Regions from separate parts of the Homo sapiens genome. Here all the other regions are linked to region 4. A link is a loop called in an ENCODE intact Hi-C map of the cell type or tissue named here. Cell type or tissue: Caco-2. All regions are shown on one strand.

Region 1 (5,000 bases), 190 kb before region 4:
GATAATTTTGTGGATTATGAGGTGAAGCTGAACAATTATCAAGCTCTCATGGAGATAATCCCACATGTACAATTCATTTGAGATTAAGGGCTTCAGTGGTAACAGAGAAGCACGCTGAAATGTGTGAAGATGGAAAATCTACCTCCTTTTTGTGTGAGGAGTGGTTGTTAAAAGATAACGGGGCTTACCGGGATGTGACAGCACAAATAAGCCATGGAACTGAGCCTCTGTCTTGAAGTGCACGGCCAAGCGCCCCTCATCACCGATGCGCATGCTGGTTGGATAGAGAGAACCTATAATGGGGAGAGTACCAAGAATGAAAATATATGTAGCCAGAGACCCCTTATGTACAGATTCCTTCCAAAAATTAATTCAGGTTTGACTTGTCTTTAAACATTCTGGGCAAAGGGTATTATCAGAAGAATTCTGAATAACAGAGGCAGAAGTATCTTCATTTTCTTTTCTAAGCAGAAAAGGGAGCCAAAATGAATTATTAAGTAACATGAGTGAAGTCACTATGAAATACACAGATTACTTACAATAGACCAAGTTTTTTTAAAATCTGAGTTTATAAAAATGAAGCTGTAAATTGAGAGGCATGACAAAATTGTCAAAATGATGGAGATTCGGACATGTAAATAGAAATAGGTTTGAGTTATCCAGAATTATTCCTAATTTTATAGACTTAAAGAAACCTCTGAAGCTTTCCCAAGAAATTTAGCAGTTTGATAAAATTTGGCTCCAGAAATCAGATGGAAACAAGAGATCCTATGTGGAGGTTGGGAACCACAGAAAAATCCTCATTAAGATTAACTTAAATATACATCTTCTAAAACAAGACACGGACTTAAAACATTTGAAATAATTTGGAATCATAACTCAGGGTTATCATATTACCTGTCACATAGCTCTAAAATAGAAACTATTCAAAATGAAACATGGAGAAAAAAAGACAACAACAAAATGAACAGAGCATAAATAGGTTTTAATCCACTTAAGAGAGTAGATTTACATTTGAGGTGCACTATTAACTCTGTTTTCCTGCTGGCTAGTAAAATGCAGTACTGGCATGACACTATGGATGTTTGTGGAATCGGAACAGTAATACATGTCTGAAAAAGAAAAAGCACTCGTCCTACTAATGGATTAGATTGATGCTTGTGGACTTTGAACTATGAGTCTAACATGGAGATTGAAACCAAGTTTTGCAAATGCTCGCGAACTCGAACTAGTGGCATTCACAATCCGAGTTCGCAGACATTCAACTAAAGTACCCCAGAGTAATAGAATTTTACATCAGAAAGAGATATTAGAAGTTGTGTCTATCATTCAGAAAAAGTTAAGTCCCAGAAAGGTTAAGCAATATGCTTGAGATCTCACAGCTAGTTAGTTGTAGAGTCATGACTAGAATTCAGGCCATAATTTGTATTTAATTTAAATGCACCTCTTTTTTTCAGAAATAAAAATGTGTAACTTTTTCCCTTGGTCATTTCTTGCTTTCGTTGGAGCTTCCTCTATCCATTTTCTAGAATTCAGAAAAATATATATGTTGTGTTATGTAACACATAAATAATTAATCACCTAAAATAGATCGCAAGGATAAAATATCCATGAAATATATAAAGTCATATTTAATAATCACATATTGCACAAAATTTAAAGCCCTAATATGGTTTAAAGAGTTTTTTGATGAAAAAGGTGAAATTATCTTATTATAGATAGAAAATGAAAATATACTGAAATTTGCTAGTACTACTTTTAGCAATGGCAAAAAAAAATCGTCTTAAATAGTTTAAATAGGTTACAAAACTATAGAATTTTCCAAGTCTTCTGAACTCACCTTGAAGTTCAGCCTCTGGGGGGCTGCCAATTCCATCATTCCACAAGATGGCGGTGTCGTACACAAAAGTTAGACGAAGCTCTGACTTCAAGTCAAAATGCTGCCAGCCTCCTACCCCCACGGGGGAATGGAACACGTAGGAAACATACAGAGGGACTCGAAGGGTCACATAGGACTGCACTAGGTTTAGGACCTAAAACAACAAAATTACATCAATCAACATGACTCAGTGTTAACTAAGTGGGCCTAATTTTGTACAAGCCATTTTCTCTTTTCGCTTAACTGAAGATTTTGAGTAATCATTGAGAAGAGGAAATGACAGCATTTTATAACACTATTTTCCCCTCACTTAATTTTGGATCGATTAAATAGTTGTTACTAATTACCTTCATTGGCAACAAAGGATATGTACCAGAAATCCTTAAGACAGTGCATTATTTTGAGCATACTATACTTACAAAATCCTCTTTAGAGCAGTTTTATGAAGATAGTTTACATACCATGTAATTCACCTATTTAAAGTAAACAGTTCAATGGTTCTTAGTATATTTAAGGAGCTGTGCAACCAACACAATCAATTTTAGAAGATTTTCATCACCTCCAAAAGGAAGCCTGTACTTATTAGCAGTCACCCCCAATCCCTCCTCCCCGTCAGTCCCTGGAAACCACTAGGTCTTTATGTATTTGTCTATCCTGGACATTTCATATAAATGGAATCATACAAAATGTGTTTTTTTGTGATAGATTTCTTTCATTTAGCATAATGTTTTCAAGGTGCATCCATGTTTGAGCACGTTTCAATACTTAATTCCCCTGTTAATGAATTGCAGCCCATTGTATGCACATATTACATTTCATTTATCTATTTATCACTTCATGGCCATTTGGGTTGTTTCCAGTTTTTGGCTATTATAAAAAATGCTGCTATGAGCTACTTTTTTATTAAGGGAATATGAAACATAGATCTGGAAGCAAATATATTTACTAATAACATATAACATTTATAATATCTCAAGAATAATTAGTTGAAATGAAGTGTCTTGCCTTGAATTTTATACTTTCCTCCTTCTGGTGTTTAGCAGATGGGTTGGGAATAGTGGAGGATAAACTAATATTTATATATTGAGTACTTACCATATTTCAGAAACTGTACTAGTTTCTGAATAAACACTATTTAATATTTTCACTCTCCACCATAATTATTTTGCATGTATGGATGGATAGTTGGATGGTCAATGGATGACGGATAGAAAGAGACAAAGATAAAATTAAGACTCAAAGGAAAAAGGTAAATGTCCCACAGTATTCTCTAAACCTCCTGAATGGCTCGGACAAGATCAGAACTCAGCTTTTGGCCCATGTTTTTTTTCTATTCTGTCTTACTTCATCGTATTCCAAACAAAGATGAAGGCAGTCCTAAGGTCATCTAACAAAGGCTATCATATTTCATTCTCAAAATAGCTCTGCACAATAGTAGGACAAATACAACTAGCCTCTTCTACACAAGAGGAAAGGACTTAGGTCAGATCACACTCCATAGAAGTTTGAGTCAGGCTGTCTGATTATGGTCTAGTTCTCCTTCCACACAGCTCACAACAAGAATCACAGGCATGAGTTAGCAAATAATTTAAATCATGAGAACTATAATTTAGAACATTCTTATGAAGTTAAAAGTAAACTGCTCATGTCACAAAAATGATGACCTGAATCCCTAATAAAAATATATAGAAAAGAACCATCAACCAAACCAGTTATTTCATTCTTAGCTGTATAGTATAGTAGTTAGCATTCCCTCTTACCTGCTAGCCTGGCCAGCAGGAGAGGTGCTTTGCATTAAAAGTCCTTTGAGACAGTAGTTTCTATGGGCGGCTGTTATTACCTCATTGAGCAATTGATTTTGAAGTGCAGGGAAATGGACGGTGACTAAGTCAACCCATATGCCACTAGTCCTTAAGATTAATATTTTACCTTACAATTTTAATAAACCATGATTTTAAAAAATAATTAGGTTTTAGGAATAGATTTCCAATTAAGCTTTATAGGTGCTAAGAATAATTTTTTCCAATGTTATATTCTATCCATCAAATGTTACTGAGTATGCTATTTTGGAGGGAATTACTAATACTCACTTCCTATGAATAAGTTACTTGGAGTACAGCTCCCCAACTAATTCTGATTTGATTTTATTTGATGTTGTGGTAAACTAGAGCTTGATCATTTTTGGACACAGAATCAGCATTCCATTGCATTTTCTTAGTACCCATGGCTAGGTCTTCTTTCTGTCTACTTAGAATCTCTACCTGGAGGAACTGGAGCCTAAATGAAACTATCTTGACCATCTAGATCACCTACCTTCTTCAAAAGTGAAGAGTGCAATGCAATCATTCTAACATTTAGATGTCAACTTAAAAAGCACTTAATTTTCTTTCAGCCTGTATCACAGGACTTTTCGAGGTATTTGTTTATACTGAAATAAATATCTGTCAAATCTTAAAGAAACCGAGACACAATGAGTGATTTCATATGTCCCTATTGCTGTTTGAAGTTTCTTCATCAAAGGCAAGCAATACTTTAAATTCCATATTTAAAAGGAAAGTGTAAAATGCAAATACCATGGAAAAAGTAACACACTGTCAAATTTATTCTGCTACACACTGGGGTAAGTATATATCCTGCAAAATAATTGAGAGTGGCTTACATATAAAAGAGTATCAGTGTACAAAGTATAAAACAATGGGATGGAAAAATGACCTCAAGTATATTCCAGCCTCAAAGTTTCATATATCTAAATCAAATACATAGTAAAAAAGAGGCATAATTATTCCCTAAAGCAACTAAGAAAAAAATTTGTTTACTTTTCCAAAATTATTCTATGTCTTCTGATAAGTACATTATAATTTCATGTTTTAAGTGAAAACTGTGATTGGGGTTGCATTTCTGTAGCTTATTCATGCACACTGAACGATGTTATCAGTCGCTGTTTACCTGTAAACAAATGGGAGAGTTAAGATTCTATGTCGCAAAACAGCTAGCCAGGACAATAAAAGATCAAATGATCTGCAGTCTTCAATTATTTTAAAAAATTGTTTTCAAGAGAAAAACTACCAAACTATCTGATAGTTCTAAGAACTTAATTTAACTTTAATAACCATTTTGCATC
Region 2 (5,000 bases), 160 kb before region 4:
GTTGCCTCACTAACTTTATTACTGATTCAGTGATACCTATCAGTTGTTTTCTCAGCTTTGTTTGTAAATTAGATAAAGATGAATGCCTGACGTGCTAAGATCATCAAGAACTAATGACTCTTGATAGTGAGAGGTAGGAAAGGAGAAAACACAGTGAATAATTAGACTCCAAATAATTCATAAATGTAATATTGGACATAAAGTTACTTTTATTTTGTAAGCAAATAATTCAGAGAGAGAGCAAGTGAGAGAGAAGAACTGATTTGTTTTTTTTTTTTTTTTTTTCAGACGGAGTTTTGCGCTTGTCTCTCAGGCTGGAGTGTAATGGCGGATCTCGGCCTCTGCTTTCCGGGTTCAAGCCATTCTCCTGCCTCAGGCTCCCAAGTAGCTGGGATTACAGGCGTGTGCCACCACGCCTGGCTAATTTTTATATTTTTAGTAGAGACGGGGTTTTGCCATGTTGGTCAGGCTGGTCTTGAACTCCTGACCTCAGGTGATCCACCCGCCTTGGCCTCCCAAAGTGCTGGGATTACAGGTGTGAGCCAACGCACCCGGCCAGAACTGACTTGTTTTAATTACTGATAAAAGTAAATGGCAGGCTGAGTTTGGTGGTTCATGCCTTTAATCCAAGCACTTTGGGAGGACAAGGTGGGCAGATCACTTGAGACTAGGAGTTTGAGGCCAGCCTGGCCAACATGGTAAAACCCCATCTCTACCAAAAATACAAAAAATTAGCTGGGCATGGTGGTGCATGCCTGTAGTCCTAGCTTCTTGGGAGGCTGAGGTGGGAGGATCGCTTGAACCTAAGACACGGAGACTGCAGTGAGCTGTGATTACGCCACTGCATGCTAGCCTGGCCAACAGCGTGAGACTCTGTCTCAAAAAAAAAAAAAAAAAAGATGGTGACATGGCCCAACATTTGCAAAAGGAGAGGGATGAAAGACATCTCTAAGTGGCTCCTAAATCCTAGAGAATTCATTGTCTCTGTGGTTAATATTTCACTATACTTTTACTGTCCTTTGTTAACACAAAATTTTTTGGTTTAGATTTAGATTGCTGGTGTTCTCTAAACTAAAATAGATTATTATCACAGTTATCATGCATATTGCAATTACATAGAAAAATATAGGAAATTATTATTTAATCTGGTAACTACAATGAAGGTAAAACTAATAGAAAGCCAATTCAAACAGAAGGTTATTTAGCACATTTACTCAAAATTTCCCTAAGTCCTAACACATATACCCTGTAAGTCAAAAAGAAAAAAATCTTGGAAATAAATCCCATTGTGTTTGTTTTACTAAACGAGAGGAATTTAAAAGAGTATGTCTATATTTTAATTGAAACAGCTCAGAAACAGAAAGTCAAATACTGCTTGTTCTCACTTATAAGTGGTAGCTAAATAATGTGTACACGTGGACATAGAGTGTGGAATGATAAACACTGAAGGCTTGGGAGGGTGGGGGAGTGGCAGGAGGTGGGTATTGAGAAATTATTTAATGGGTACAATGTACATTATTCTGGGGATGGAGATACTAAAAGACTAGACTTCACTACTACATAATATAACCATGTAACAAAATTGCACTTGTACCCCTTAAAATTATACCCCCTAAAAAAGAGTGCCCTATTTTGATTTCAATTGGATGTTTCCCTTCTTTTCCTTAAGGGCACTGGCACTGAAACACAGAGTTGGCATGATCCATCAGGAGACAGGCCCTGGGAGCCCCATACCTTCTGACACAGGGTGGTAGTCTTCTCCAGAGGTGGCCGAGCCATCCTTGGTGTGGACTCTCACAATGGAAACCTTTGAAGTGTCTCCTTGGCGAATCACTGGAATTCTTATAACCACCGACTCTCCAGGTTCTTTGGGTTCAGTGACACTAAATTTGGTTTCTCCAAATTTAATAACAGTCTCTAAAATTGTGGGAAACAAAGACAAATGAAATTGTTAGTAAGGGGAATGCTTTTCCTCCATTTCTAATGTTTGTTTCCATGTGGGAGGGGATAAATGACTATTACACTCCTGGCTTCTCTCTGTCCCCTCACTCAAAATTAGTGACGTGTGTGGAAGGAAAAGCTGGCATATGTTGTCCAGCTCCTTCCAGGGATCTAACCAGCCCCCAGAGAGCATGTGCTGCCAGCTCTCTATATGTGCCATAAATTACACATGAGCAGGCCACTGAAGGTGGGTGGGAAGGGAGGAAACTGTTGGTCCCCCTGTACCCAAGGGTGTGTATAGAGTAGAGGGCCAGTATGGATGTTTGGGAATTAGTGTTTGGATATAAGCCATATTCTCCAGCATCAACTTTATCAGTTTTAATGGTTTATTTTGTTCCCCATTTGTTTGTCTTTTTGCTGTTTCTCAATTGCTTAAAAACCCTAGTCATAAAGCAGAGGAGGTGGGGGCATTTTTCTGAGTCACTTAAAACCTTGACTTGGCTGGATTTTAGTTTCTAATTTACAGTTGAACAAACAAAAAAAGATTTCTTACTATCAGCATCATCTCGGATCCTTATGAGAGTTTCATTTTGTTCACCAACTGCAGCCCCAAAGGGAGAGTTGCTTTGTGGAGTGCCGAGTACCAGGCGGAGCTCCTCTACCTCCTCATAGAGCACATCGTCCATCAGCTCAAGAATGCAGGGCTTTTCTGTCTCACCTGGAACAATAATGTCAGCAGGTCAATCACATCCCATAGGAATATATCTACAACTAGAATGTGAGCACCATAAGGGCAAGTTTGTTGATTTTCCCTGCTGTATCAGTGCAATAAATAGTGTTTGGCATGCAATAAGCCTTCAGCAGATATTTGCTGAATAAGTGAATAAATATTTAAGTATATGCAATGACCAGCACTTATTCGTATGGGGAATTTCTTTGATTTCTGTCTTTGAGCTCTGCCACTCATCTTAGAAAACAAGGGAAAAAGCACAAATGTCAATTTTATTTATGAATTTTTAGCATTACATTCAGAAAGCAAGATTAGCAGCCTTGCCCTGGTTGATCATTGTTAATCTGACCTCAACACTAGTTTCTAGTATTATTAACTTTTGACTTACTAAACAAATCATTGAGCCAAGTTTAATTCCTAGCATTGTAAAATCTGTACATTTGATATGCTTTTGTCCACTGAATAAGTTTTGAATAAACCATATATCACATCACTGGAAATCAATAAGTTAATGCAGATACCAAAAGGGCATTCATTCAACCTGTTAAAAATCGATTTCACTTTCCTCATTTATTGCACATAAAACCATGCCATATGCTTGTTGATATCGAGGAACTTGTATTTCCCTGATATATATTTCTGAGTAAAAATTCGGCTTCTTCAAATTTCACGAAAAAATTTCAAGTTCAAGCTTACCAGGGAGGAATGTGATGATGGAGGTATCAGTGTTTGGGCGTTCTTCAAAGTCCATCATCACCTGTGCAGACCCCTGCCGGGTGTAGCATCTCACTGAAGATCTGTACTGGACATCCCCAGTCCTATGGATCATTGTAACTATCTGCCCATCACTTTCGCTGCCAGTATATATTCGTTCTTTGAATTGCATCTTAGGCACTGCAAAAACAAAGGATTAAAGTGAACAGAAATTTCCTTGTGGAAAATGGCATTTCAGAAGATGTGATTTAGTGGAAAGAATAATGGAAAGTAAGTGAGAAGAACTGGATTCTGTCTCCATTCAGTCACTTGCCAATATTTTGACCTTGAGCAAATCACTTAAGAGTTTTGATTTCCTTACCTTTGACATTTTGCTCTGCCTGTTTGGTAAAGTAAGGGTATGCAATGAAATGTTAAAAAGTAGATAAAACCACAAACCTTAAGATATTTGTATCTACATGTTTCTTAGTCATGAGCCTTTCAGAATTTCCTGACGTGAAGAACACTGAATATTGTGCACATAATTACAAGCATAGTTTACTCAGATCATGTAGGTAACTTGACTGTGTGTGTGGTGTGTGTGATTTTTAGGTGACACCTATGCTAGGTTAATTACGTATAGGGCTCATTGACAATAGGTGAGACTCCTCCAAGCACTGTTGAAATCATCATGATTGAAGAGTGTTCAGAATTCCCTTGTGATGACGTGTCAGAGAGCTCTGCCATGTGTCCAGCAGAGGGTTGTCCCAGAACAGCATTTTTGGCACATTATTAAAGAAATTTGATGAGTGTCTAGGGGAAGGAGACGACAGAAAGTGTCTTGTGCTGTGAAGTGGAGAAAGATTATTGACACTCAGGAGTCTGTGCAGTTCCACATGGTTCCACCCAACTGTGGTGACGGGAATTCTTGAGGCACAATCAAGATACTGATGACATCACATTTTTTTTCTTTAAGGTTTGAGAGAAAGAATAAAAGTTTTATTCTGAGACTGTCTAATTCTATCAAAATCATCAGGAGGAGAAAGGTGTGGTCAGCTAGGGTATTTGTATGAGCTGGACTGTGTTCCTCTCAAATTCATATGTTGAAATCCCAACCCCCAATACCTGAGGATGTGACCTTATTGGTAGGCTGGGTCTTGACAGAAGTAATTAAATTACAATGAGGTCTTTAGGGTAGGCTCTAATCCAATGTGACTGGTGTCCTCATTAAAAGGGGAAAATTAGACAGAGACACATACAGGGAACACCATGCAAAGAGACTTAGGGACAACATGGCCATCTTCAAGCCAAGGAGAGAGGCCTGGAACCTCCTTCCCTGACAGCCCTCAGAAGGAAGCGAGCCTGCCAACACCTTAAATTTGGACTTCCAGCCAACAGCTATGAGATAATAAATTTCTGTTATTTAAGCCACCCCGACAGTGCTACTTTGTTATGGAAGCCCTAGCAAACAAACAAATATATATAATCATCTTGCTTATCATATATACATAAACCTTAGCTTATGATTTCAATTATCATTGTAAATTATAAAATTAATAAACACTCACAATCGGAGACAGAGTCATTTATGGACACTGTGGCTTTGCTGGGCTCGCCAAGGGCTGCGTTCATAGGC
Region 3 (5,000 bases), 340 kb before region 4:
GGGGGCTGCAAAGCTCCTCATGCTATGATATCTTCTTGTGGAACAATCCCAGGAAATCCATATCCCAAAGGAAGACCTAGCCGCATAAATGGAATTTTCCCAGTAAGCATACTTCTGTAGCTGTATATGAAACTTCTCATGGTTAAGTATGAAGTGTAGAATAAGTTAATGATATTTAAAGGAAAGGAATTTTATGTCGGTAACTTAATTCACAGGCTCACCACTGATTGAAAGTTCATGTCTAAACTTCATTAAAGTATTAAGGGTATCTATATAAAATCTATAGAACAAGACAAATAGAAGAGAGGATGATTTTATTTTTCAAAGTACTTTAGAAGCACTGATTTACATTTAGTAAAGGAACAGTTCTCAAATTCTCAGTATTCTTACAATCTCAGTTTCACTCAGTGAAGTGTGTTTGGGAAACTTTGCATACAGTGTTTCCTTCCTGGGGAATCGCATATAAAGGCTCTGAGAAGTACTATAAAAAAGAAACTTGTTTTTATATCATCTAATGTTCCTCAAACCTCTTTGTAAAACAGCTTTCTCAAAGAATGTTATATTTCTGTAGCTGCATAACAACCCCACAGCTTACTGGATTAAAGCAATAAATGTTTATTACCTCACATGGCTTTTATGGGTCAGGAATATTGGAACGCTTAGCTGGATAGTTCTGGTTCAGGTCTTTTCATGAGGTTACATTCATCTGAAAATTTGATTGGAGCCCAAGAATAGGGCCTCAAGGTGACTCGTTTACATGCTTGGCAAGGTAGTGTTGGTGGTTGGCAGGAGTCCTTTGTTGTCCACCACAAAGACTTTTTTGTAATGCTGCTTGAATGTCCTCATGACATGGCAGCTGGCTTCTACCAGAGCAAGTAATCCAAGCAAGAGAAGACAAGTGGAAGCTGCCTGGAAGTCAGATGCCATCCTTTCTGCAATGTCCCATGTGTTACACAGGTCAGCCCCATTCATTCTGGGAGGGAATGGTGCAAGGGCAGGTAGGAGATGAGGATCAGTGGGGGACATCTTGGGAGTTGGCTTCCACACTAGTATATACCATTTAGCCACACACAGTGTTAGGGCGATGACACACTGCAATAATCTATCAACTTATTCTGATCTGTTAATTTTAACAGTCTTGAATAAGGTCTCATTTACCCTTGACAATATAAATAATCACACTTAATCTTTATAGAGAACACCATTTTTTCTTATCTACTTTCAACTGTAACATAGGTACTCTTATTCTTTGAGTATTATACATACTGTGGCATTGGAAGTTCATTTCTGATTGCTCCTATTTGTGAAGAAGAAAAATCAGAACATACTGTATTCCGAAAAAAAGCAATAATACAGTAAAACAATGCAGCATAACAACTATTTACACGGCATCCACATTGTATTCGGTATTATAAGTAATCTAGAGATTATTTAAAGTATATGGGTGGATATGTTCAGGTTATATGCAAATACTATGCTGTTTTATATAAGAGACTTGAGCATCCATGTATTTTGGTATTTATGGGGGAGGTCCTAGAACCAGTCCCTGTGGATACCTTATATTTTCCTGTCATCCTCTCTGTGTTTTTCATGTTCACTTCTGAGTACCTTTGCATGTGATATGAGAGTTCCATAGCATAGGAGGATTGAGGACCTTATCAGGGTCATGCCGCCAGCCAGTGCAGAACTGAAATGGGAATGCAAGTCTTTACACTCTTACCAAGTCCTTTTCTTCAGTGTAATACAGTGAGGTTGGTTATTGTTACTGGTTTGAGGGTTTTTTTTTTAAGTTTCAATTACCTTTTTTTTTTTTTTTTAATAGGGAACTCCTTTGAAAAAAGATGGTGAAGAATGTACTAACGAAGGCAAAGGAATAGCTGCACGAATTCTTGGGCCATCCAAACCAGTATGTTTAGAAAATGATGAAACAAGCCCAAACTCCTTCCTACATAAAGTTTCCTTTTTACTCAAAGCATAAATTTTATTTTTGTGTTGCAAAGTTTGAAGTATTCTAGAAATTGTAGGAGAGTGAGAGAGTGAATGGATGAGGGAAACATAAATATTTAACAGTAGTAAGAGCCCCTTTGAGATTGAGCTTTTTATTTTAAAGTAGAATCAGTGAAATTGCTTTCAGTTTTTTTCTCGAGATGCATTCAGCTGCTCAGTTGGAGATACGGAGTGTGGAGAGCTTGTTTTAACTAAGTTTGTAGTTTAGCTGAATTAGTGTTAGTGAAACCACAGTGAAGTCACAGGTTGAAAGTATTTACAAGATAGTGATTATAATGATTGCAATGTAAACAGGACAGGAGAAGACAACCCCATGGGTTGAAGGATCTTTGGAGTTGAAGTACTAGAGGCCTGCATACAACCACCTTGCAAAACCTGCCTGTCCACATGACAAGAACTCCAGTGGAGTTGTTTATGGCAGAATAGTAACAGATCATGGTTCTTGCACAAGACTTCAGATAGGGCCACAATTATGGGAGCTGGAAAGAATCTGGCTCCCTTACCACCAGTGGGTCCTTTCCCCTGCCTCACAGGCATGCACATGCTCTCTCTGTAGGTAAAAAGTACAGCATCTGGCTTAGCTTCAGATACTTCCAGTTTTCTAAAGACCAGTGCTTTGAATGCTTTTTGTTACTTAGGTAAGCTCCATCAACTGTAAAATAAGTATTGGTGGATTTATGGATTTCAAAAGGCAGAACAACTAACATACTGAATTCCTGATTCCAGTCTATGTTCTACTGGAGTTGTCAGAATGCCAAATGCTAACGCAAACAGTGCTTTTTTCTTCTAAAAGGAGGAAAGAGGGTGGGAATGAGAGGATGAATTCCTATCAGTTTAGGAGGATGTTGCCATTGGGAGTTCTTGCGTAATTTGAGATTGTAAAACCTAGAAGGTTTCTTGTCTTTGTTATGTAGGAGGAAACAGGAATTCTTGGTTTAACTTAGGCTGGGCCTGGGAGGAGTTTGCTGTTTACAATGAGATCTAACCCCTTATTGGAGATGATTTTAAAAATCTCTGGCCACCTCTATGGCCATCTTTGGCAAGATCTGCATTTGGAATTTAATAGCAACCACATTTATTAAAGCAAAGAAATTTCCCTCATTTGTTGTCCCATGTAGTCCAGTAGTATGATATGCGGGGACATTTTTAGCATATTAGGACTAAATATTTTGAAAGACAAGTTGCCAGGAGACAGCTTACTTGATTTTCTTCTAACTGCTGTATTTTCCCCCATGTTTTAGCCTCCTTCAACATATAATCCACATAAACCTGTTCCTTATCCGATACCTCCATGCCGACCACATGCAACTATTGCACCAAGTAAGGAGTTCCCTTATTTTTTACTTGTTTTTCTTTTTTGCTGTTTATTTATTAAATTGAAAGTAAATGCTGGTCTATGTGGTTGGCAAATCTGTAGCACTTATGAAATGCTACTGTGAGCTTAATTATGCCCATAGTTAGCTAGTAGTGTCCTGGCCTACAACACTGCAGCAGATAGTTTATTTAGGATATTTTCTTTATGATAAATTAATTAGATTATTTTTAGTCATTCATTATTTATGGGTTTTCACTTTGGTAAATCATCTTGAATTCCTTTTTTTGGTAGTTGGTAGTTCAGAGGCATCATTCATGCATTTAACTTCAAAAAGTCAAGTATATGCGTTTGGCAGAAAAGACAAATAATGTAAGTATAGCAGGTTCTGCCTGCCATGCCATTCACTGAACTTATCCCTGCAATGAGCATGCAGTGGGAAATAGGAATCTCTGGTTGTTTCATTTGGTGTCAGTTTTCACTTAACTCTAGACATAAACCTCCATATAAAATCAACTGTATTAAATAGGAGTTTTTATAATAAATTGAATAGCTGCATTAATATAGTTTGAACTCCTAGTCACAGAACAATACCAGTCACAGAACAGTCCTAAGGTATATTTTTTTCTATTGTGTTTTTATTTTAGGTGCTTATAACAATGCAGGTCTGGTACCATTAGCGAATGTCATAGCTCCACCTCCACCTCCATATACTCCTAATCCTGTAGGAACAGGTAAAATGTTATTTGGGGGTGTTTAAGTAACTTATTCATATACAAATGTACACTTGGAACGGACAGTTGTTTGGCATGACGTATTCTAACAGAGGGAACACAAGCTCAAGAGTCTGAAGGATCTGGAAGTGAATCCTTGGTAATGTGGGACAGTTTTCATAGTCTTGATGGACTTCACTTTCTCTATTTGTAATATAGGCTAACATTTTAATAGCATCTGTTCAGTAACATGTTTAATGAATATTAGGTGACCCTATCATGTGTTGTGTGCTGTGGATACAGAGGTGCACAAAGAGTCATGTTTGCAAAGAGTTTAGTCTAGTGAAAAAATACAGATGAGGAAAGAGAAGGCCATTTCAATATATTCTACATTATTGGTTCTCAATTGCACATTTTTTATAGTTTAATTTCTCTGAAATTAGAATGTGATTTATAGCAAGTGGCATCTTAGATTCAAAGAGATGCGTTGGAATGATCAGTGCTGTGATAGGGTTAGGGTGCTATGGAAACTCATAGGAGAGGCATCCAAATCAGCCCCACTAAATTAAACGTGAGCTGCTTGCATAATATACTGTTAAAGGTTGTTGACCCAATAATGAAGCTGCCATTTAATTGAATTAAGTTAAGGAAGAAACAGGTGAAAACAGACTGATAATCAAATATGAGGAATGACAAAGCAACAGTGAGGTGGTTTCTCTGTAGCCTGAAACTACCTGGAGCACTTTTAAAAAAATACCTTTAGTTCCCCACTTGTAGAGATTCTATTCAGTGTATTGTGATAGGGGGTGCCTGGTATTTTTATTTTTTTTAATGACCTACTGGTGGTTCTTTAAGCAACTTTGGGAAATGCTAGAATTTGTGCACAGAGAACCCAAGAGAGATCAAAGTATCAACTTTTTTTTCAAGGATCTTTATTAAGTGCCAGATTGAAGAGAGCTGGGGGACTT
Region 4 (5,000 bases):
GGATGGGCACTGTTTCACCCTCTGCCAGTGTCAGCCCCGTGTTGGCATTGAGAACAGGTGGCTGGTCATCCACAGGCACTAAGGTGATGGGGAACAGAAACTGTACCTGGTGCCTGCCTCCTCCATCCACCATGCGAAGCACCAGGTTGTCGCTCAGCGAGCCGTCTCTGTCATCATGCTGGTAGACCACCTGGCCGGCTGCCAGCTCAGCCACTGTAAAGCTCTTGGGAGCAGAGCTGCCACTGGAAGCACCCAGAATGACAAGGTGACCATGCCGGAGCCCAGCCACCACCTCTAGCCGCACTGCTTCTAGGTCATCCTCATCGCTGATGACCAAGTTTTGCGGACCACTGCCTGCAGGGCCTGTGAGGGGCCGAGACTGACCCTCATAGAGAATAAGACCGGTATTCCGGGTGACCACCGGAGCCATTGTGTTCATGGGCTTCACCACTACCATGAAGGCAAAAGGGTCTGAAGCTGCTCCTTCTAGATCCACTACCTCCAATTCCAGTTCAAAGAGGCGCTCCTGGTCAGAGTCTTCAGAAGGGGGCTGGTAGGCAATCTTCAGGAGCCGCAGATCCCTCTGAGTGAAGGAGGAAAGGGGCAGGCTGCGATCATCGGTGCTCACCAAGTAGCCCTGGCCAGGCTGGAATGGAGAAGTAAGGTTGAAGATCAACAGGTCAGAGGGAGACTCAGCATCCTCGGCTGCCAGCATGTCTGGGGTCAGGGCCGTCAGTACAAACTGGTCCACCTCCATCATCATCATGGCCACGAAACTGGGCTTGGGTGCAGTGTTCTCGGCCCCTCCTCGGATCCTCACCAGAACCTGGAAGTGCTCGCGTTTCAAAGCAGGGCTGCCCACAGGAGCCCCTCGTGAACGCAGCTCCACCACCATGGGTATCCAGTCCCTGTTTGGTGAGCGACTGGCGGCTGTGTGGCGATAGCGCACGCCTAGTTCCTGGAAAGCTTTGCAGTCCATCAGGAGAGTCTCCGGGGCGCCTCCCTCTCTGGCTCCTCCAGGGACCTGCGGGTAGTGGAGGAGTTCTCCATAGCGAGGCAGCGCGCCCAAGCCGGACAGGATGCCCACGCGGCACTCCTCTGTCTCGGGCTGGAAGGCGAACTCCAGGCTCCGCGCGTCCAGGGCATTGCTGGTCCCCAGCAGCTCTTCCACGACCAGAGGCAAGTTCCGAGTCACAACCTCCAGCTGGGTGAAGACCACCTCCACCTCCAGTACCAGTGGTAGCACTACTGCCCCTCCGGGCGCGTCATAGCGCAGCTGCAGCCGGACGCGGTCCCGAGACGGGCTGCGCGCGCCCAGGTGAGAGTAGCGCACCTCGCCAGGGCCAAAGTCGCACGGGAAGCGCTTGGGACTCAGGCGGCCCGGTCGCTGGGCCAGTGCGTCGTTGTCTAGTACCGAAACCGCGCAGCGGTCCCCGGGCTGCACCTGCAACACCAGGTCATGCAGGGGATCCAGCCAGACTTCACGGCCGAAAGGCACCCGGAGTCCGCGGTTCGCCAGCACTATGGCCTCCTCAGCAGGGACCCCTGCAGCCCCCGCGAGACCAGGGGACAGCAACGCCCTGCCGAAGGCAGCGGGCTGTGCCGGGACGCGGCTTACCAGTGACAGGAGAAGCAGCAGCAGCAGCAGCAGCCGGGGCGGCGGTGGCGGTCCTGGTTGAAAGCTGGTGGAGTTGCCTGTCCGGCGCGAGGATAACCCGGGAGTCCCGGCTGAGTGCATGGTCCCGGTGTTCGGGCTTGGACAGGTCAGCCTGAGAGCATGCGAAGTCGGTCCCCGGGCAGACAACAAGAGACACCGCCGGGAAGTGCCAGGAACTCCGCGCGTTGCCCGCGGGGTCCTCCTGTAGCCGGGGCTGGGCCAGAAGGATGGCAAAGTTGCGCGGCGCCGTCCGGGCTGGAGCCGCAGCCGAGGAGCCGAAGCCTTCCCAGGCCGTCCAGCTCCGCCGCTAGCGCCTCAATCGCGCGGAGAATTGAATCCCTCCACTTCTACTTTCCAGGTCCCCGGACCCTGGGCTTTGAGGGAAATCCCTCCGCTCGCACCCCTTACTCCAGTCCTCCCAGGTGGCCAATCGTTGGTCGGGGGAGGAGGTGCGGAGCTGAGGGTTGGGTAGTAATTTCTGCCAATCAGCTCTTAGAGGCCAAGGCGGGGAAACTGCGGGGAGGGGAGGAGATAGAGGCGCAACAGGTTGTCCTGGAAGTGAGGGAAGAAGTGGCCAGGAGTTGCCCACCCCTGCTTGCGCTACTCTCTGGGCTGCTATTAATAGATCTGGTACTCCTGCAGAGGAGCCGGAACACACTGCTGTGCTGGGTTCACTTCATCTGCCGGCGACCGAGGGTTACCCATTTTAGCCACCCCCACCCCTCCGCCCTAGTCAATGAAATCCCGCGCAGGGCATGGCCATTTCCCAAGGAAACTTGCAAACCCAGGGGAAAGTTAGACGCAATGCTTTTTGAGTTTGAAGCGAAACCCAGAGCGTTTGAGAAGAAATTCTGGGGCATATTTGCAAAAGGACAGCTGGAATTAAAAGCCATAGCTAGAGCAGGTTGCACTCCAGCCCAGCCCCCTTCGGCGCGCCCAGACGCTGCCTTCTCCTCGTGAATTACAATGGGCACAGTCCTCCGATTGGTGAGTTTTTAACAAGCCCCTCCTTTGCAACCGAGGTTCACAGAGTAAAAGGGAAAAAGGGCATTTGGAATGCGTGAGAAATGCAGTCTGATCAGAATTGCTAGTCTTGCACCAAAGAATAAATTCTAGGGAATGTGGCCCCAGGCGCTCCCAAATCCGACTCTGTTAGGGTAGCTGTCATTAGAGACGTTCCTGTTCTCTTCGCAGTAATTAGACCAAGCACAAACTAAATCTACTTGTCAGCATCACATTTCTTTGCATGCCACGAAAATTGATAAATATCCGGAGGGCACACTAAAATAGTTTAGCTCTCATTTCAGCCAACAGGTTTTGAAGTCAGAGCTTGAGCTCTTCCTGCCCCCTTGTGTTTGTTTGGTTTTAGTAGTGTGTAGATTCCCTTTCTAAAAGGTTTTTTTATCAACTCTCCTCCCCCCCTCAAAAAAGATCCCTTGTAATTTAAACTTAATCATTTTCGGATTGGCTCCTAAGCAATCATAGTCAGAATGTTTTATTTAGGATAATATTTTTTTTCTCCAGTAATGCAAATCTGATTGCTAACAGGAGCATAGAATTGGAGTAATAGTCATAATTAGCCATAATTGCCCTTTTCCTGCTCCAAGGGATTTTGAATTTGGAAAAGAGGGAAATATAAGAAATTGTTAATGTCTTTTTACATTTCAGTCTAAATTGAAGCTAGAAGGTGCCTATGGGAGTAATTTCAGTAAGAAGTGCCTATCCTTTTAAGCCTTTGTGTTTTCAGCTTGAGCTCCTCCAGACCAGGATTTTGATCCTTGCTTGACACAGTTACAGCTATTTTCCAGGCTGCAGCACAAACTCTGTACATAAGTATGGCTGGGAGATGCCAGATTCCTTTCCATGAAACCTACTGAGTGGTGTCCGTTTCCAGGAATCATAGACAGGAAGTTCTAAAATCTTTCAAAAAGAAGCAAGAGATCAATTTAAAGGAGTCACTCATCCAAGCAAGTGTGCAAGCACGCAAACAAGTAACATTTAGTTAATTAAATATTAATTAAGATTATTCTGTGTGCTGTGCATTGTTTGAGGAGCTTTTAACTACAACTTAGAAACTGATGGATACATTTCACAATTTATTACAAAATGGGCATCCAGGAGCATAGAAGGGATGTGGCCCTTACTTTAAATACATTAGAAAATCCCCCATCTAACTCTTTACCAATTTCCTATTTGCTTTGTCATTATTATTTTATAATTTATATGATTATTTATTATCGCATACAGAATTCAAAATGCGGAACATGGGGGGAAATTCTGCTATTTCCTGTTCCAAATTAAAACAAATAAGATGCCAAGTAAACTAGAAAACCAATTTCAGAATATGGCTCTTTTTATAGTAAATTTCAAATTCTGGTTGTGTGTTTGTATTGAAAAATGTCATCTGGAAGCAAAGTGGCCTTATCCAGGCATTGTGACCCTGGGTAAATTCTGAGCAGAACCAGACTAACAGCTTGACCCTTGATGCTTCTTAGTGGCTCCAGGGTTTTCCTTTCCTCCTTTTAAAGTCCAACTCTGTTTGACTTGCAAGCAATGATAAGATCAGCATTTGAAGTATGGTAGTATGCCTCAAGGGCAGAGTTCAATATTTTGTTTCATGGTAAGAAAAATACAGGACCACATTTATTTTTACATAGCCTAAGGAAATCAATAAACTATAATCTTTTTGACTTTTTAATTTTGTCTGCCTTGATCGAAGTGATAGAATGATTTTTAGAGATTATTATTATTTTTTGGTAAATGTCTTAGTTATTTGTCTTGTAAATCAAATAGAAGGTAACTCAAACTATCATTTGGCTAAATATATTTTACATTGATGATCATTGACAAAACAATGAGATGTCAAATTTTTATTTGAGAGCAAATATTATTGATGAAGATCATCTCTGTTTAGGCTCCTAGTTCAGTGTTAAAAGATATGAATGCTAAAATAGCAAGAAAATTATTATTTTACAGTCAGCGTTCTCAATATCACTCAATTTCATGAAGAATAAGTTAGCAAATGTGATTTTTTTTTTTTTTTTTTTTTTACAAAATTCGAGCTTAACACTTCACTTCTTACTTCCTTAAGCCTTATAACGCTTCCTATACATACCATGGGCAAAATATTCCTTAAAATACATTCTTAAATTTGTTTGCTACTTTAAAGTCATACCAAAGTGTTGTCTCATATCAACTTAGAGTTAAAATTATTGATTGCTAAAACTCACAGACTAAGATTAAGCACTAGAGAACTTGTTTTCTAAAATAAAGGAAGCAATGTAATTAATTTATGATTCAGGCAAGGTATTTAGGTGGAAATACCTAATACCTAATACCTAGT
Region 5 (5,000 bases), 230 kb before region 4:
AAATACAAAAATTAACCAGGTGTGGTGGCAAGCACCTGTAATCCCAGCTACTCAGGAGGCTGAGACAGGAGAATTTCTTGAAACCAGAAGGCGGAGGTTGCAGTGAGCTGAGATCATGCCACACTGCACTCTAGCATGGGCGAAAGAGCGAAACTCCATCTCAAAAAAAAAAACAAAATTAACTCAGGATGGATTAAGGATTTAAATGTAACACTTCAAACTATAAGAGTCTTAGGAGAAAACCTAGGAAATACCATTCTGTATATTGGCCTTGGGAAAGAATTTGGAGTTCTCAAAAGCACTTGCAACAGAAACAAAAATTGACAAGTGGAACCCAATTAAACTGGAGCTTCTGCACAGCAAAGAAACTATCAACAATGTAAACAGATGACCTACAGAATGAGAGAAAATATTTGCAAACTATGCATCTGAAAAAGGTCTAATATCCAGAATCTATAAGGAGCCTAAACAATTCAACAAGCAAAAGACAAAATGACCCCATTAAAAAGTGGGCACAGACACTTCTCAAGAAAGACATAGAAGTGGCCAACAAACATACGAAAAAAAAAAAATACTCAACCTCACTAATCATCAGAGAAATGCAAATCAAAACCACGATGAGATACCATCTCACACCAGCCAGAATGGCTATCACTAAAAATAAAAAAAAAGGGCCGGGCGTGGTGACTCACACCTGTTATCCCAGCACTTTGGGAGGCCCAGGCGGGCAGATCACGAGATCAGGAGATCGAGACCATGCTGGCTAACACGGTGAAACCCCGTCTGTACTAAAAATACAAAAAGTTAGCTGGGCGTGGTGGCACACACCTGTACTCCCAGCTACTCGGGAGGCTGAGGCAGGAGAATCACTGGAACCTAGGAGGCGGAGGTTGCAGTGAGCCAAGATCACGCCGCTGCACTCCTTCCTGGGCGACAGAGCAGAGCGAGCTTCCGTCTCAACAACAACAACAACAACAACAAAACAAAAATAAAAAATGACAGATGCTGGCAAGGCTGCAGAGAAAAGGGAATGCTTATACACTGCTGGTGGGAATATAAATTAGTTCAGATACCATGGAAAGCCGTTTGGAGATTTCTCAAAAAACTTAGAACCACCGTTCAACCCGGCAATTCCAATGCTGGGTATATATACAAAAGAAAATAAATCATTCTTCCAGAAAGACCTATGCACTCGTATGTTCATCACAGCACTTTTCACAATAGCAAAGACATGGAATAAACCTAGGTGCCCATCCACGGTCGACTGAATAAAGAAAATGTGGTACATATACACTATGGCCATGAACAAGAATGAGATCATATTCTTTGCAGCAACATGGATGCAGCTGGATGCCATTATCTTAAGCGAATTAACATAAAATTAACAGAAAACTAAATACTGCATGTTCTTACTTATAAGTGGAGCTAAACATTGGGTACTCATGGCTGTAAATGTGGCAACAATAAATGATGGGACTATTAAATGGGAGAGGGAAAGAGGGAGTCAGTGTGTGGAAAACTAACTCTTGAGTGCTTTGCTCAGTACCTGGGTGATGGAATCAATCACATTCCAAACCTCAGCATCAAGCAATATAGCCATGTAACAAACCTGCACATGTACCCCCTGAATCTAAAATACAAGTTGAAATTATTAAAAAATGTTTTCTTCCAATATATAAACATGTACTCTCTCTCCATTTATTTAAATATTCTTTGTTGCCTTTCATACGTGTTTTGTAGTTTTTTCACATATATATCCTGTACATACTTTGTTAGATGTATAATTGTATTTCATTATTTTTGATGCTGTTGTAAATTGTATTTTTTAAAATTTCAAATTCTAATTGCTCTTTACTGATATATATGAAAGAAATGGACTTTTGCATATTAACCTTGTATTTTGAGACCTTGCCAAACTCACTTATTAGTTCCAGAAGTTTGTATTGTTCTTGTTGTTGATAGGATTTTCTAGTTGTTCAATAATGTAATCTGTGAGTAAAGAAAGTTTTATTTTTCAAAAGTCAAGTACGGCCGGGTCCGGTGGCTCACGCCTGTAATCCTACTACTTTGGGAGGCCGAGGCGGGCGGATTGCCTGAGCTCAGGAGTTCGAGACCAGTCTGGGCAACACGGCGAAACCCCGTCTCTACTAAAAATACAAAAAAATTAGCCATGGCGGCGTGCTCCTGCAGTCCCAGTTACTCTGGAGGCTGAGGCAGGAGAATCGCTTGAACCCGGGAGGCGGAGGTTGCAATGAGCCGAGATCGCGCCACTGCACTCCAGCCTGGCCGACAAAGCCAGACTCCGTCTCCAAAAAAACAAAAACAAAAACAAAAAAAAAAAAGAAAAGAAAAGAAAAGTACTATTACTCTTGGCACATTCTGGCACTGGGTGAATTAACTTTCTTTGTTTGTGATCTTTGTATTATCACTAGAGGGCGCCATGAGACAAACTATCCTGTATGGTTTTTTCATTACATAAGGGCATCCCTGTGAAATAGGTAATGATTAACATAAGGGTGAAGGGAATTATAATTCACAAACTAGTTAAAAATAACACCTTGCTCAGCCTGAAGGGGATGAGTGCAAGACAGAGGGCAGGCCCCACCTCTGATGCCGTGGTTGCAATGCTAGGAGCTAATTGCCTTTAAAGTTGGCTTGAGTTCTTTTTGATCACCAACTCAGCTCTCTCGTTTTCCCCTAGAATTGTTGCTCTGAATTATTCCTCAGTGCCAAATGCTTAATTTTTCCCAGGTAATGAGTGAATTGTACAAGGGTGGTGAAAGAACATGCTTGAAAATGTCTTTGAGGGCTAATTTTTAAAATCTCTAAATTGGTTTCCTAAACACAATTAGTTTTGGCTTTTAAAAAAAGTTTTAGTTTATTAATTGTATAAATTTAAGAAGCACAACATGATATATTGACATATTTATACATAGTGAAATGATTATTACAGTTAAGCAAATTCATCATCTCACATACTCTTTAAATACAAGTATTTCTGAATGGCATCCTCAAGAATCTTATAAGCAGAGCCATCCCAGAAGACAGTGAGTGCTACCTGTTAAGGCTCAGGCAAGAGAAAAACGTAGGCAAGGTGATGGGACCGGGAGAAAAGATTGAGGGATTTATTGAGTCAAGACCAGCTCCGTATCAGTCACTTTTCAGAGTTTTGAAATGCATCTACAAGAGTGCCTGTGAAACACTCTTAAAACAGGCAATTCTAATTCAGTATGGTATGGCATTGAATAGAGATGTACGAGATGCATGGAGTAAGGGGAATTGGGGAGTAATCTACATGGCTTCTGGAGGAACCTCTGAGTCATGGCCCTGGAAGTGTTAGAGGTAGGTCCTGAGAGTATGTGAGCATTTGCCTTGGAAGGTGCCTAGCCCACCATCACTGACTGGGGAAAGCATGGCTAAAGTACCCAGGCATGGAGGGATGTATTTGGAGCACTGAAAGCCATTGGTATGGCTAGAATTTAGGGCAATAAAACTAAGAGAGAGAAAATGGCCAAAATCCCGGTCAAGGTGGCATGTCCATGACTCTTCTGAGGAAACCCAAACAAGGGAGAAAGGGGGTGGTTAGCAGAGGTCCCTGATATCCCCTCCTTTTTCAGAATATCTAATGATGATTCCACCTTTCAATTGAACACCCGTAAAATCAGAAACCCCAAATTCTGTTGTGCATGACTCATTGTCACGGACACATCTGTCCTCTTCTCCTGTGTGTACTTTCACTTTGCAATAAAAGCTTCTTGAGCCTTTGTCCCTGAATTCTTCGTAGTGATGGTGTCAAGAATCTGGACGCCAGGTGGGGCTGCGGTCTCACAGGTATCTGGAGACCCTCCTGAGCCCTCTGGCAACATGATTTCCTGGCTTTGTTCTATTTAATTTAGTTTAATTTAATTTTTTTTGAGATAGAGTTTCACTCTTGTTGCCCAGGCTGGAGTGCAATGGTGCGATCTCAGCTCACTGCAACATCCACCTCCTGGGTTCAAGTGATTCTCCTGCCCCAGCCTCCCGAATAGCTGGGATTACAGGCATATGCCACCACCACACCTGGCTAATTTTGTATTTTCAGTAGAGGTGGGGTTTCTCCATGTTGGTCAAGCTGGTCTCGAACTCCTGACCTCAGGTGATTCACCTGCCTTGGCCTCCCAGTGTGCTGGGATTAGAGGCATGAGCCACTGCGCCTGGCCTATTTACTTTTTTTTTAAATAAAAAAGTATAAACAAAGTTGCGGTTGTGCTTTCCTTATTAATGTTGGACTTCAAGCTACCTCCACCAACTGAAACATAATCTCAAGCTGAATAAACAGGCCATGGAGAAAGCAGGAGCGTTTTTATTTAAAATATTTAAGTATTTCACTCCATACAGAACTAACGGAACTTTTGATTTAGTATTATGCATAACATAAAAATTAGCAGTTTATTAAGCTTTTCTATTTCCTCTGGCAATATTTATTTTCTGCTAGGCTATTATTCTACACACTTCAAAAGCCATTAATGGCACCCTTTTCTAACCAAACAGGACAATGATTAATGTCACCAAGACATTTTTCTCTCCTTTTCCTTTCCATAATCTGTGCCAGGTACTGTATTAAGTCACTCAGTAAAAATTCCAGGGATAAAAGTTCTGAATTTCTATTCATAGAAATGTGAGGAAAATGTGTGATTTAATGGGAAAGCAAGAATAAAATAAAAGGGAATTTTAAAAAGTCATTTAGGCCGGGTGTGGTGGCTCACGCCTGTAATCCCAGCACTTTAGGAGGCCGAGGAGGATGGATCAACTGAGGTCAGGAGTTTGAGACCAGCTTGGCCAACGTGGACAAACCCCGTCCCTGCTAAAAATACAAAAATTAGCTGGTCGCAGTGGCGAGCACCTGTAATCCTAGCTACTCGGGAGGCTGAGGCAGGAGAATTGCTTGAACCCAGGAGGCAGAGGTTGCAGTGAGCCGAGATTGCACCATTGCCCTCTAGCCTGGGCAACAAGAACAAAAC
Region 6 (5,000 bases), 77 kb before region 4:
CTGAAGGATGTGGGCCACACACAGAAGGCTTCCCAATTTTCTATCACCCCAGGTTACTAAGTAACCATGTGAAGTGAACCAAGTAAAGCCTATGAGCCTTTGTAGAACTGCCGTTAACCCCACATTCGTAGAAAATAATAGTGCATTGAAAAAAATAACAACAAAAAGAGCTCTTGTTTGACATTTTGGCATCCAGCTTAAGAAAAAAGAGGCAGTGGAGAAAAAAAAAGGCAAAAAAATAATTTTACAATCTTTTTCTACTGTTAACTTTCCCAATGTTATCCAGGGGCCTGTTGTGAGTGAAAAATTAAATAAACTCACCAGGAGTGGGAACTCAGGTAAAAAATAGATAAACCTATTTTTAATAATCGGTAAGGTGCTCTGTTTTTTAGTTATCATTTTCCCCATGATTTATTTGCTATATGTTCAAGTACAAAGCAGAGTTAAGACGAATCACTCCCTGATGATAAGACAGGATGTGCACATGTGCACAGAGAATATGTCCCTAAAAGAGAGCGCAGTGAGAGTGCTCAGAATATCCTAGGCTAAATACAAAGCATGAGAAGCACAGCCAGGTGGAGGCTCATGCAAAATGAAGATGGAAGCAGAGGCTGGGGGTGAGGCCGCGGGGAGACCAGCCCCCCTGCAACCAGAGCAACCTCAAAGACAGGGAAAGTGTCGTGTGAAAACCTGGTCTTCTAAAGTTAAAAGGAAAAAAAAAGAATTTTAAAAGTAAGGGGTAATTAATATTCAGAATCAAAACATGTCAGGGGAAATCAAAAAGAGTGGTGGGGTTCTGGCTGCAGCAAAATTACAGCGGGATGTGTGGGGGTGTCAGGGAGGGATGTTGGGGGTGGCAGGGGTGTGTATTTCTGTGCATAGAGGTCTACTCTTTGAGGATCTGGAAGTTCATGGACCCAGTAAAATTTCAAAATAATCATTTGGAGACAAGCATAGGTTTACTAACTTTTTACTTTGCCAACATTTTCCCAGATTGCCACCTTAGTTGATAATCTCACTCAATGAAATCTCTTTTTATCCCATGCAAATTCCATTGGTCTAGATGTCTATAAAATATATGGTACCAAAAACAATATAGTTGCTTCAGGTGCTGCCATTTTTATCAACATATTAAATATTTTGTGCCAACCATATTGCTGCTTAAAAGTACCAATATACTGCCAACTTTATTTTATGCTTCTATGAAAATCAAATATGAACTTGAGGCCGGGCGCGGTGGCTCACGCCTGTAATCCCAGCACTTTGGGAGGCCGAGGTGGGCAGATTACGAGGTCAGGAGATCGAGACTATCCTGGCTAACACGGTGAAACCCCGTCTCTACTAAAAATACAAAAAATTAGCTGGGTATGGTGGTGGGCACCTGTAGTCCCAGCTACTTGAGAGGCTGAGGCAGGAGAATGGCGTGAACCTGGGAGGCGGAGCTTGCAGTGAGCTGAGATCACGCCACTGCACTCCAACCTGGGCAACAGAGCGAGCCTCCGTCTCAAACAAAACAAAACAAATATGAACTTGAATTGGAGTTGAAAAAAGGTTTCATTCGTTTGCTTCTGACTCTTAGTTTTATTTAAACGAAGTAAAGCAGAAGAAAATCATTAGTATTTAACAATTTACTGTTGTTACAAAGAAAGGTCACGATACTCATGTTTCAGAAAACTTTTATCTTACGGGTAAATTACAGATTTGCCTAAGCTCATTCTAAGATCTAGTGACATTTATTTTTGTTTCGTAACTTATTAGTGTTCCTGCCAATTTTTATACCAGAAAAAGATCATATGTACACAGAAGGCTTGAAGAGATAAGTACCTTGACACAAACCTGTTGCTTGTTTCTTTAGCAGTTAGAGAACTTTTAAATTTTAACTTTAAGCTCTAAGTGAACTAAACTGATACTTTAATCACTGTAGAATTATAAACCTTTGCTAGAAAAATAAAATTTTAAAACAGAAATAAAAAATTAAACTTACTTATAAAAGAAGTTTCTCCCAAGTAACCTCTACGTTTAAGAACAACATCTAGAAATTTGGAGTCCTCATTGACCAGGTAATATTCCTTTTCAAAGGAGATCCATGCCCAATTCAGACGAAAATTCTGGTACGTTAACTTGTTTCCACCTTGAAAATAAAAATTTAAAGCCATAAATTAGTGCTTTCTTGAATGAGTGATCTTCAAAATTCCACAGATTACTTTAATGAAACAACATTAACAATCAATACAGCTACTTAGTTTGATACACAACTCTGGAATATGTACATGGAGATACAGCTTACAGTCTAGAGACTGTTACACATACATTCAATCGCTGACATAATTCTTCACAAATTCCTTGCTGTTTTAGGAGGGGAAGTAGGTAATGGGTAGGAAGTGCACAACTACCAGAGGCTATTTAGTTTAATCCTAAAACTAAATATCCAACTTGCAGGATAACTCACTTCCCACAAGGTGCCACTGGAGAGCAAGTTTTCTAATCAGAGGGCTGCAAGGCTCCTTTGTGATGTTCTAAAAAACACACACACAACTTCACAAATACTTTTTCCGGTTCACAGAGCAATTGGGTGGAAGGTTTTAATTATAACCACTTAAGGAAAAACAAATATCCCTTCTCCGCCTCCCTTCCCCACTATATTCCACTCCATTCCTTAGAGCAAACAGACAGTTCTTTTCATTGATTTCCATTCCACTCTGAAGATAAGGTTTTCCCCTTCCATCTTCCCACCAAAATGGAGTGGGCTGCCTATCAGCAGAAAATAAACCTTGTGTGTGATCTCTCTAATGTGAAAGCGACTATGTTGGGTAAATGAAAGGAAAAATGGTTATCAGCTGATCACTCTGCACGCATCCCTCTACTTCCTTTGATCTACACCAATTATTTCAGAGTAAGGTGAGGTTTACAAACAAAGGCATCAGTAATGCCTTTTAAGTCTTTCTGAAAGAGGGTGTAAAAAAAAAAAAAGCCCAAGTAACAAACACAGCTAGAGGCACAGTTTTCATTCTAGTTTCTTCTCTTTGCAGTTCACATAGAAAAAGAAATGAAAGAGGAAAATCTCAAAACTTTAATAGACGACAAAAAAAAAATCTACACAAGGGAAAACGCTGAGTGAGCGAAGACATGAAAATACATTCATCTTTGCTCGAACTTTTAAAAAATAAAAACTGCAGCAACTTTGAGCTATCAACTTAACAGGTACTAAAGATTAAAGAGAATACCTTGTACAACTGAGATTATGTAGGGAAATTGTTTTCTTGTTTACTGTTGTTTGGCTTTCAAATTAGCACAAGCCTTTTGGACAGCTATGTGCCAATGTGTGCAAGGGGCAAAAAGATGGTTATATCCTTCAATCTTGTCGCTCCTTCTGTGGGATTTTTGCTTTAAGAGAAGCAGAAATATATTTGTAAGGAACTATTCATTGCAATATTTTCTATAATAACCCCAAACCTTAAAAACTATCTTATAGTGTATCAAATCAATAAAATGTTATTCAACTCCCAAACAATAAATATGAAATTGTTGTTGGAACACCGAAAACACTTAAAAACACAACAACAAATGGTACTGATACTGTGAATGTAGCTTCGTAAAATGAGACATGATACAGGAGAAGCTGCTTGGTGTTTTAAATGATGGGATTATGGACTTTCCTATTTTTAGTTAATTTATCAACTATAAAATATAAATAGATTGGGGCCGGGCGTGGTGGCTCATGCCTGTAGTCTCAGCACTTTGGGAGGCTGAGGTGGATCACCTGAGGTCGGGAGTTCAAGCCCAGCCTAACCAACATAGAGAAACCCCGTCTCTACTAAAAATGCAAAACTAGCCAGGCATGGTGGCGCATGCCTGTAATCCCAGCTACTCGGGAGGCTGAGGCAGGAGAATCGCTTGTACCCAGGAAGCAGAGGTTGTGGTGAGCCAAGATCGCACCATTGCACTCCAGCCTGGGCAACAAGAGTGAAACTCTGTCTCAAAAAAAAAAAGATTGGAGAGCAGGAATTTTGTGTCAGTTTGTCCGTTTAACAAGGAAACTCATTCCACATTTTGCGCTGATGAAACTTACTAAACTTACTATGCCCAATGTCTGCTGCACCCTGAGTGCTGTTCTGGAGAGGAGAGGCCATGGGCTAGGAGGCTCCTCAGAACTGGAGTCCAAGGCCCACCCACATCACTTCTAGCTGCTGTCTGACTCTGACCAAGTTACTTCTCTGGATCTCTGTTTCCTTTTCTGGAGAGTCAGGTGAGGGTGACGCTAATTAGCGCCTGTGATTTCTTCAAAGATCGACTCAGGTAACCCATACACACACACAGTGCTCTGAGGTCAATAGTATCATTCAACAAATGCAAGCTCACTCTGCCCTGCCACGCCACGCATGCCCAAGCCCACCCTGCATGCCCACTGCTGGACTACTATTCGTCTGCCTTACACCCACCTGTGCTCCTTTCTCCTTTGCCCCTCTTGCCTACAGCTTTTGCCCATATCAAGTGGACTTTTCTTTGCAGATTTCCAGGTTCATCCTGACCTACCCTGATTGTTCCCCTTGCACTCTAATCTGCCCATTTGGAGGTCAAGCCAAGATTCTTGCAGCTCCTGGGATTTGCCACCCTCACTCTTTCCATCACCCTTGTCCTCTTGCCTAAAATGAGGACCCCTATTCTTCCTTGGCTGACACTTTCCATTCCTTATTGCTGCTCTATCCCCCTCCTGTGTGAAGCAGCTGCAGCTGCTCCAGCCCTTTCATGTCTTTGTGGTTCTGCAGCTGTTCTCTTATTGATTACTCTGTATAGTTGTGCACTTTAGTGGGTATCCTCTCATATTTAATTGTATTAATTTACTAATTGTACTAAATTGTACTAATTTACATCAATAATTGACAGTATCCATTCTTTCATTATTGCCAATACTTGTTCTCATTGTTTTTAAAAAATATTTTAAAAAATTATTGTGTTTACGTTCCATTAATTGGAACATCATCTAGAAAGTAATAGAAAAG

What was found. Peaks named below come from ENCODE experiments on the same cell type or tissue, not always from the same donor. Only the 100,000 strongest peaks of a DNase experiment are listed, where the experiment ranks them.
Region 1: it touches region 4 in a loop (11-fold over the local background); 23 of 110 quality-filtered maps call a loop at or near these places.
Region 2: a loop joins it to region 4, with 3.0 times the contacts of the local background. A loop is called at or near these places in 3 of 110 quality-filtered maps.
Region 3: it touches region 4 in a loop (4-fold over the local background); 3 of 110 quality-filtered maps call a loop at or near these places.
Region 5: it touches region 4 in a loop (8-fold over the local background); 25 of 110 quality-filtered maps call a loop at or near these places.
Region 6: a loop joins it to region 4, with 12 times the contacts of the local background. A loop is called at or near these places in 49 of 110 quality-filtered maps.

What each region holds. Positions count from the first base shown.
Region 1 is chr13:38,869,775-38,874,774 of GRCh38, reverse strand. FREM2 (FRAS1 related extracellular matrix 2) reads right to left here. Exons shown (of 24, transcript NM_207361.6): 17 at 1,841-2,033; 18 at 189-293. Among named protein-coding and RNA genes, the nearest start is that of FREM2-AS1, 45 kb to the right of the region's middle. RefSeq lists a silencer at 1,869-1,958. In Caco-2, CTCF peaks have their summits at 1,689 and 1,905 (motif pointing right); a DNase peak (open chromatin) is centred at 1,914.
Region 2 is chr13:38,848,603-38,853,602 of GRCh38, reverse strand. FREM2 (FRAS1 related extracellular matrix 2) reads right to left here. Exons shown (of 24, transcript NM_207361.6): 8 at 4,933-5,000; 9 at 3,368-3,565; 10 at 2,495-2,659; 11 at 1,735-1,917. Among named protein-coding and RNA genes, the nearest start is that of FREM2-AS1, 24 kb to the right of the region's middle. In Caco-2, no CTCF peak of the experiment used is centred here; a DNase peak (open chromatin) is centred at 2,632.
Region 3 is chr13:39,021,379-39,026,378 of GRCh38, reverse strand. PROSER1 (proline and serine rich 1) reads left to right here. Exons shown (of 13, transcript NM_025138.5): 6 at 1-102; 7 at 1,823-1,906; 8 at 3,249-3,327; 9 at 3,967-4,053. Among named protein-coding and RNA genes, the nearest start is that of PROSER1, 14 kb to the left of the region's middle. RefSeq lists a silencer at 4,973-5,000. In Caco-2, no CTCF peak of the experiment used is centred here; a DNase peak (open chromatin) is centred at 2,388.
Region 4 is chr13:38,684,083-38,689,082 of GRCh38, reverse strand. FREM2 (FRAS1 related extracellular matrix 2) reads right to left here and starts at 2,006. Exons shown (of 24, transcript NM_207361.6): 1 at 1-2,006. The coding sequence starts at 1,738. It overlaps LINC00437 (long intergenic non-protein coding RNA 437), which reads left to right and starts at 2,408. Exons shown (of 3, transcript NR_126377.1): 1 at 2,408-2,644. In Caco-2, a CTCF peak has its summit at 3,039 (motif pointing left); DNase peaks (open chromatin) are centred at 1,602, 2,112, 2,642 and 4,142; H3K4me3 peaks cover 2,913 bases.
Region 5 is chr13:38,913,062-38,918,061 of GRCh38, reverse strand. It overlaps the pseudogene ANKRD26P2. Among named protein-coding and RNA genes, the nearest start is that of STOML3, 75 kb to the left of the region's middle. In Caco-2, CTCF peaks have their summits at 2,211 and 2,414 (motif pointing right); no DNase peak of the experiment used is centred here; H3K4me3 peaks cover 333 bases.
Region 6 is chr13:38,761,435-38,766,434 of GRCh38, reverse strand. FREM2 (FRAS1 related extracellular matrix 2) reads right to left here. Exons shown (of 24, transcript NM_207361.6): 3 at 1,985-2,131. Among named protein-coding and RNA genes, the nearest start is that of FREM2-AS1, 64 kb to the left of the region's middle. In Caco-2, a CTCF peak has its summit at 2,490 (motif pointing right); DNase peaks (open chromatin) are centred at 2,474 and 2,775; H3K4me3 peaks cover 400 bases.